Regions from separate parts of the Homo sapiens genome. Here region 2 is linked to region 1. A link is a contact called in ENCODE Hi-C or POLR2A ChIA-PET data. All regions are on one chromosome and are shown on one strand. Each heading gives the region's core, a stretch centred on a gene start or an enhancer-like site at or near the end of the contact. The rest is flanking DNA. Distances are from core to core; before and after follow the strand shown. Region 1 has its middle 66 kb from the start of ZC3H12C. Region 2 has its middle 16 kb from the start of RDX.

Evidence for each region. A loop is a pair of places that touch in the nucleus more often than their neighbours do. ChIA-PET counts read pairs that join two places held with the same protein, here RNA polymerase II (POLR2A). Pooled maps may share reads with other maps.
Region 2: a loop to region 1 is called in a pooled map, with 4 times the contacts of the local background. The contact joins two enhancer-like sites. A Hi-C loop is called at or near these places in 1 of 37 single-sample maps with no recorded cell type and 2 of 50 pooled maps. POLR2A ChIA-PET finds 5 or more read pairs at or near these places in 4 of 52 experiments (Caco-2, OCI-LY7, Panc1 and 1 more).

What each region holds. Positions count from the first base shown.
Region 1 is chr11:110,025,207-110,029,170 of GRCh38, reverse strand. No RefSeq gene overlaps it. Among named protein-coding and RNA genes, the nearest start is that of ZC3H12C, 66 kb to the left of the region's middle. RefSeq lists a silencer at 1,093-1,172 and an enhancer at 1,483-1,642. Within about 2 kb of position 1,787, at least 4 of the 41 ENCODE cell types and tissues checked have a DNase peak (open chromatin) inside an H3K27ac peak, as active enhancers do.
Region 2 is chr11:110,310,139-110,314,102 of GRCh38, reverse strand. No RefSeq gene overlaps it. Among named protein-coding and RNA genes, the nearest start is that of RDX, 16 kb to the right of the region's middle. Within about 2 kb of position 2,127, at least 2 of the 41 ENCODE cell types and tissues checked have a DNase peak (open chromatin) inside an H3K27ac peak, as active enhancers do.

The DNA of each region.
Region 1 (3,964 bases), core at 538-3,037:
GAAAGGGGTGGTGTGGGATGGGTTTCTGTTAAGACCTCAGATGCATCACCTAAGAGCAAGTAGTATAGCAACAAGCAGGAAAGCACTCAGTTGTTTCCATGGTATGACTTAAGGGGCTGCCATGGTTACAACTCCATCTATCAACGCCACTCATCTTCTCATAGGAAGAGTTTCATGGCTTTCAGCCCTAAAGGTATTTTTAGTCTTAGAGAAGTCCCTATTTAAACACCATGGTTAATGTAGCTAACTCTATCAGTTGATACTGCAGTCATCAGCACTTTGAATATCTTTTGTGTGCCCAGCCCATAATGACTTCATTTAATTAACTAGCTGATAGATAACTGAGAGAAAGGCTTTGCAGGGAATGGGATGCCAACTACATGACTTGAGGTTGGGTACCAGGATAATTAGGAGGATGAGCTTTGAATTCAGGTAACACTGGGTTCTCATATCAGTGCTGCCATTTATTAGTACTATGACCTTGGGAAAGTTAGTACATGAGCCCAAGTTTGCTTATCGTAAAATAGGAATAATAATAATATCCCTTAGGGTTATTTTGAGAGTTGGTGGTACCAGGCACATACCATAAATGTTAATTATTTCTGCTATAACACCAGAATTGAAGAAAGGGACTGGAATAAGGGAGAGAGAAGACACAAAAGAAAACATGCCTACAGAACACATTTGTCCAAAGTCCACTTTACCCAGGTCATCTTATCTCCCAAGGGAAAATTGGGTCTCAGAAAGAAGGCCAGGGAAACAGCCCTGCAAACTCCATGGTAAAGGTCTTCCCTCGGAGGGAGTATGTGCTGTTTAACATTCAACATGTGCCATGTGAAACCTCCTCCTGGTCTCATTTTTCCTCCTTACCTCAACCTTCCTGCACTCCACACTTCAGCCTTTTGGGATTTCTAATCTTCAGATAATGACACATGTCATTCTTCTGCTTGGGAAACATTCTTGGCTGATTACTTCTAACTTGAACGTTGGATCTCAGCTTTGATGTAACTACCTCTGGGAAGCCCCCCTGCCCCACTAGACTGAGCTGAGTGCCCCTCCTGTGTGTTTCCCCACATCATCTGCCTGAGAACTCATACCACTCATTATGATTTCTTGTTCATGCCTGTCTTCCCCACTAGGTTGTGGTCAGTGAAAGCAGAGACCACATCTGGTTTACTCTCCATAATATCCCCTAATCACCATCTAGCGTAAATGGCAATGAAGAGGAATTCAAGAAATACTAAATAAGCGAGTGAATGAATGAGTTTTATGCTGAGATTTAGGTGAGGGTAAGTTGCTTTGGATTTATGCTAGCATTTCTACTCTGATCTGAAAAGATCCTTGTTAAGACAATATTATTATTATTCCTCTTTTCCTTGTAGAAACTGTCTACAGATTATTTACACCTCAAAACATGAAGGGCTTTCCGTGTAGTTAAAGACAATGTAGGTAGGGGCCATTTCTGCTTACCAAACTTATGGTTTGACCAGGATCTTGGTGCTTTATCAGATAAAGAAGAATGTGTATATGATAACACTTGTTGGTATAGGTGTCTTCCAAATCATGTTGAAAAATACAGCATTAAAGCTCTGTGAAAGGAAAACTAATTTGAGTTCCTTCTCAGCTGGAACCTATTTGTACTATTTTGGGTACAAAAGACTCTCAATTACTTTCCCCTTCATTGGGACTTTTCTGATTTAGCATGTGACCTCCTCTCAATTGGTGGTTAAACATGGGTGACCATGCATTCATCATTTAAACCAAAGCACTTCTGAGTTCCAGCCCGTGACTTGAGCCTGAGAACAGTTCCTCTTTGTGTTATGTGTTCAACAAATGAAAGGGGAATCACAAGCCCTACTTCCTCTAGAACAGAGGATTGGAAGGGTGAGCTTACTAATATGTAGTTTACATTACACGTTGGGGTTGAAAACCTCAGTCCAGTTGCTATGCAATTGGGCTTTGGAATGGAAGAAAGCAACATGTGGAGGTGTCCATTTTATTTTTCCATGGAAAAATAATTCATTTTGAAATGGTTTCAAGCTTAAACAGAACATTTGCAAGTACAAAGATCTCCCAGGCTCCTCTCATCCAGTTCCTCAACTGTTAATATTTCACTGCATTCCCCTCCCCCTTTCTCTGTTGTATAATTTATAAAGAGGAGGGGAAAGTCCACTCTTGTTCCTAATACCATGGGTGCAGTATCAGCAGGAGGACTTGGCAAACAACCCAACAAGAAGGGCTGGAAATTGGAGAACAAAAGTATTTTCATAGGCAAATTCCATATGCTGGGCATTGTGCTAGTTCCTTTGCAAGCATTACTTCTTTAAGTCCCTGGAAGAATCCATTGAAGATTATGATCATTCGCACTCTACAGATGAGACAACTGGTGCTCAAAGGGATTAGAAACTTGCCCAAGGTCACAAGGCCAGAAAAGTGATGCACTTGTGTGTACCATTTTAAAGCTTCTCTTTCCATGACAGCTTGCCTTGTCACTGTAAAAAGAACATTCAATTGGGAATAAAAGGGTCCAGCCCAGTTCTAAATCCATGTTATCTTCAGCAAGCAACTTACGTTTATAGAGATTCAGTTCTTTCAACTGTAGAATGAGGGAGGCTGCACTAAATTAGCCTTAAGATTTCTTCCAGCTCAAAACTGAATAATTTAATAAGTGCCATATTTTTGCCAGGCTCACTGACAAAAGTACATTGAATATATTAGTGTCTACTGTAGGAATAGGAGACATAGAGCTTAGGACTTAGAGCTTATTTAATTCAGCAGCGAACTAGTTAATTTCTTCTATCTGTTGGGTTGTCCATTTGGATAGACATTTAAATGGTTGTCTATTTAAAGCATCTACCTGTCCTTGACCTTTTGCTACCTTTTGCCCTACCCTATAGCAGTTGAGTGTTCACTCCTCACATCCTAGGAGTTGGGATAATTCTGAGGGATAGAGGTGCCTCTGCTGGGGAAATTGAAGGAGTAGACTTAAATCCAATTGATTTTGAAATCATCCTTGGTTTGAAATCATCCTTGGGAACCTAGTAGTCACTCTGTGTACAAGTTTCTATCTTCAAAGAGTTCTATATTATTCGAAGAGTACTATATTAAAAACACCCTCTTCCTAAATATTTGGCTGTCATTCAGGAACTGGAGTATGTATACCCACAGAGTTATGCAATGGTGCTTCAAGAGGCCCCCTCAAACAAGTTATATGATAAATACAGCTCTTGAAGGGCAGGTCCCAGAGTTTCAAAAAATTTTATGTAAATATAAATGTATATTTATATATTACAAAATATGATATATAATAAAAAATATATATACATATATATTTGTATTTATTTATGGAATGCCATGGCACAATCATGGTTCACTGAAGCCTCAAACTCCTGGGCTCAAGTGATCCTCCCACCTCAGCTTCCTTAGTAGCTGGGACTACAGGTGCATGCCACCACCCCTGACTATAATCAGGGGTCATGTTTACACCTCCTCAAGGGTCGGAAATGATACTCAATGCCTGTAATCCCAGAACTTTGAGAGGCTGAGGCCGGAGGATTGCTTAAAGCCAGGAGTTTGAGACCAGCTTGGGGAACAAAGCAAGAAACTGTCTCAAAACACAAAAAAATTAAAAAATTAGCCAGGTGTGGTGGTATGCGCCACCCGCCCTCCCAGCTACTCAGGAAGCTGAGGTGGGAAAATTGCTTGAGGCCAGAAGTTTGAGGCTTCAGCAAATCATGATTGTGCCACTGCACTCAAGCCTGGGCAACAGAGCGAGACCCTATCTATATTTTTTAAGAATCTATATCTATATCCTATCTATATCTGTCTATCTCAAAAGGCAGATAAATATAAAAACTAAAATAAACACTACTGTCTTATGAAGCAGAATTTAAAAGTGTCATGATTTTTTAATGTAAAATCTAAGAACTCCCAACAATCTTACTGTTGCCATGAATTCTTTTGT
Region 2 (3,964 bases), core at 878-3,377, 280 kb before region 1:
AATTTGTTGAAATTGGGATTATATTGCATGTAATATTTTGAATCTTTATTTTATTTTTATTTTTTATTATATATTTATTTTCTGAGACGGAGTGTCACTCTGTCACCCAGGCTGGAGTGCAGTGGTATGATCTTGGCTCACTGCAACCTCTGCCTCCCAGGTTCAAGCGATTCTCCCACCTCAGCCTCCTTTTTTTGAGTTGGAGTTTCGCTCTCCAACTGTAGGCTGTAGTGCAATGGCGCAATCTTGGCTCACCGCAACCTCCACCTCCAGGGTTCAAGTGATTCTCCTGCCTCAGCCTCCCAAGTAGCTGGGATTACAGGCATGTGCCACCACGTCCAGCTAATTTTGTATTTTTAGTAGAAATGGGGCTTCTCCATGTTGGTCAGGCTGGTCTGGAACTCCCGACCTCAGGTGACCGGACCATCTTGGTCTCCCAAAGTGCTAGTATTACAGGGATGAGCCACCGCACCCGGCCCACCTCAGCCTCTTGAGTAGCTGGGACTAAGGCACATGCCACCACACCTGGCTAATTTTTGTATGTTTAATAGAGAGAGGGTTTCACTATGTTGGCCAGGCTATTCTCGAATTCCTGACCTCAAGTGGTCCAGCCGCCTTGGCCTCCCAAAGTGCTGAGATTACAGGTGTCAGCCACTGCACCCGGCTTGTATTTTGATTTTAATTTAACATTACATTATAAGCATTTTTACATATAGTGACATAATTTTTAATGCAATTTTTCTTTTGAATAAGAAACATTACATTGTTTATTACATACGTTGTTATATTATGTTATACATTGTATAATATAATTTATTTAACTTTTTTGGGGGAACACTTAGTACGTTCTCAAGTTTTCACTATTATATATAAGGCTGTGTTGAATATCTTTGTATGTTTGTGTTAAGCCATGTTCTTATTTTTTAGTTCAGATTATTAGAAACTGATAAATGACCAAAGAATATAAATATATTTAAGACTTCTGATACATAACGCCAAATTGATTTTTAGGAATTTTGCACCAATTTACACTCCTATTGAAAGTATATAAAAGTATATAAGATAGCCTGTCTTACCATATTCTTCAAAGCATTGAATGTCATGGGGCTCTTACATTTTAACACCATTTTTCCTCTCCATTTAAAGAAACAAGGAAATTCTTTGAAGGAAATTGTTATTTTGACATCCTATTTAAAATATATGACTCAGCTTTATGGAAAAGTAAAAACCAGAGCATTACTTTTATGAGATGAGCAGTGTCATATTTATTAACATTGCATTAAACTGCAAGTCATACATTTCTTACTCTAAAAAGCATGTTAATAATTTTATTTTTCTTTTGCTAATATACAAAATCTCTGCCATAAATAGTCTCTGACTCTAATACACAAGCAAGTAAACATTTTGTAAGACTTTTAAGGCATAGCTTGTGAAATGATGAGTTCACTTTTCTTTTTAGCTTAATGTTTTATTATAGGTTTTTGGTAGAAATTGTCACCTGGTGAAAAACGGTGATTACTTAGCAATCTGGTTTGCTAATGCCATCTTGAATTGCAGTTTCCATAATCCCCACATGTTGTGAAGAGACCCCATGGGAAGTAACTGAATCATGAAGATGGTTACCCCCATACTGCTGTTCTCATGATAATGAGTGAGTTCTCACAAGATCTGATGGTTTTATAAGGGACTTTCCCCCCTTTTGCTTGGCTCTTCTCCTTTCTGCCATCATCTGAAGAAAGATGTTTGTGCTTCCCCTTCTGCCATGATTGTAAGTTTCCTGAGGCCTCCCCAGCCATGCGGAGCTGTGAGTCAATTAAACCTCTTTTCTTTATAAATTACCCAGTCTCGGGTATTTCTTCATAGCAATGTGAGAACCAACTAATACACTTAGCTACAAATATCAGGTATAATTTTATAGATTATGAATAATTAAAACTATAAGGAATCACTCTAGGGCCTACAGTCTAAGTAGATTTTCTGGTTTCTAATTGTTGTATTATGCCCTGGAAAAAAAAACAAGACACAGATCAAGTGGATTTTCATTTTTGTGCATTCTATAATACAAAATGCTGAGTCATCTGGGTCTTTTTTTGTGTGTGTGATGATTCTGACCTTCACCCAAGTGATTCATATTTCCCCCTGGGCTAGCACAAATGAATTATTTTGTCTCAGACAGTCTGTGATGCTGGAGGGCCCTTGGCCCTCAAGAGAATTCAGGCAGGGCCAAGGTCCATAGGCCCAATGTTAGATCAGCTTTCAGTGGGATATTCGGAAAGAAAAATGGTTAAAAAGCAGACAAGTTATATTATTTGAAGCCAAAGAGTGAGTAAGTATACTTTGGATTAGGTCTACAAGAACTTGCACAGAAAGAAATTATCTAAAATGTGATTTAGAAGTAAAGCATGTGCATATGCGTTAGCAATTGCAGTATGTTATATAAATGTACTAAAATGATGAAGAGTATATTGAAATAATATGTGCAAGTATCTTAACCCTGGTGCTTTTATGGTGCTTGTTCCTTTGCAGGTCTTAACAAAAGTTTGCTAGGTGAACAAATGGTTGATAGCATTTGTTTACATAACAAACTTCTGTTATCAACCAAAGATAACAAATGGTTGTTATCTTGAAATCCAGAAAAAAATTAGAGAATAAAAGAACTCTAACAAAGGAGAGACAACTTGGATTTGGATGTTACAGAATAACCTTAGATGATTATTTGTGTGAAGAATGAAGACATGAATGTGAAGATGAGTAGTCTGAGTTACCTTGAAATTTAAATAAATCACACTTGAGCCTCTGTCAGCTATTGGGGTTCAGAAAATGATACCCCAAAATATGGTGCTTTGGCATGCTGAACACTTTGAAATAACATAATTTGGAAGGCCTCAGAAGCAGCTTTAGAAGCAAAGTCTCTCTCTGACCTTCCCTTGCCTTCCTGTCTCCCATGCTCTTCCTCCAGCGAGATAAGCCATAGAAATTAAATTCCCTTTTCCTGAGTCTGGTCAGAGAAACTAGAACCCCTCTCTACCAAAGCCAGTCATAAAACCTGGAAAAATTCCTCTAAGCTCCCCATTACTTTCTGTATAAGAGCTGGCCATAAAGACATTATCTGACCTGCCTTGACTGTCCTGTATCCAGGAAGAAGGGTTGCTCCACAGGAATGCCAAGAAGGATCTGAACAGACAGGCCTTCCTTGTTGCAGAGTATATTGGTCAGCTATATCTAGGCCAGCCTCAGAACTGAACCACCCTTCAAATTCATTTCCATAGTGGGGGAAAAACACCTTTTGAGTTCCAAAGTAGTTTACACCATATCTTTTTTGTTGTTTTGTTTTGTTTTTGAGATGGAGTTTTGCTCTTGTCACCCAGGCTGGAGTGCAATGGCACGATCTCGGCTCACTGCAACCTCCGCCTCCCAGGTTCAAGCCATTCTCCTGCCCCAGCCTCCCAAGTAGCTGGGATTACAGGCGCCCAGCGCCATGCCCAGTTAACTTTGTATTTTAGTAGAGATGGGGTTTCACCATATTAGCCAGGCTGGTCTTGAACTCCTGGCCTCAGGTGATCCACACACCTTGGCCTCTCAAAGTGCTGGGATTACAGGTGTGAGCCACTGTGCCTGGCTTATACCATATCTTTGGACCAAAAGGCCCTTCACTAGTTGAGAATGTCACTCTTCTGTTTCCCCTGAATAACTTACTATAACACCTGCATGTGTGTCCTGGAAGCCATCAGGTCTACAGTACAACTGACAGTAAGCTGCCAAAGGGGTGCAGAGCATTGGATGGCTACTATCTCAATGCTTCAGTGCCATCTTGTTCACTCTTTTGGAATCAGATCATTACACAGGCCAGAGAAAGCTTCTTGAGACAGGGAACAGAGGCATAGCCCAGTGGCTTGAAAAGCATTCCAGAGACTAACAGTTGGACTAGGTCAAGGACCCAAGTAGATTTACAAAAAGCCTAGAG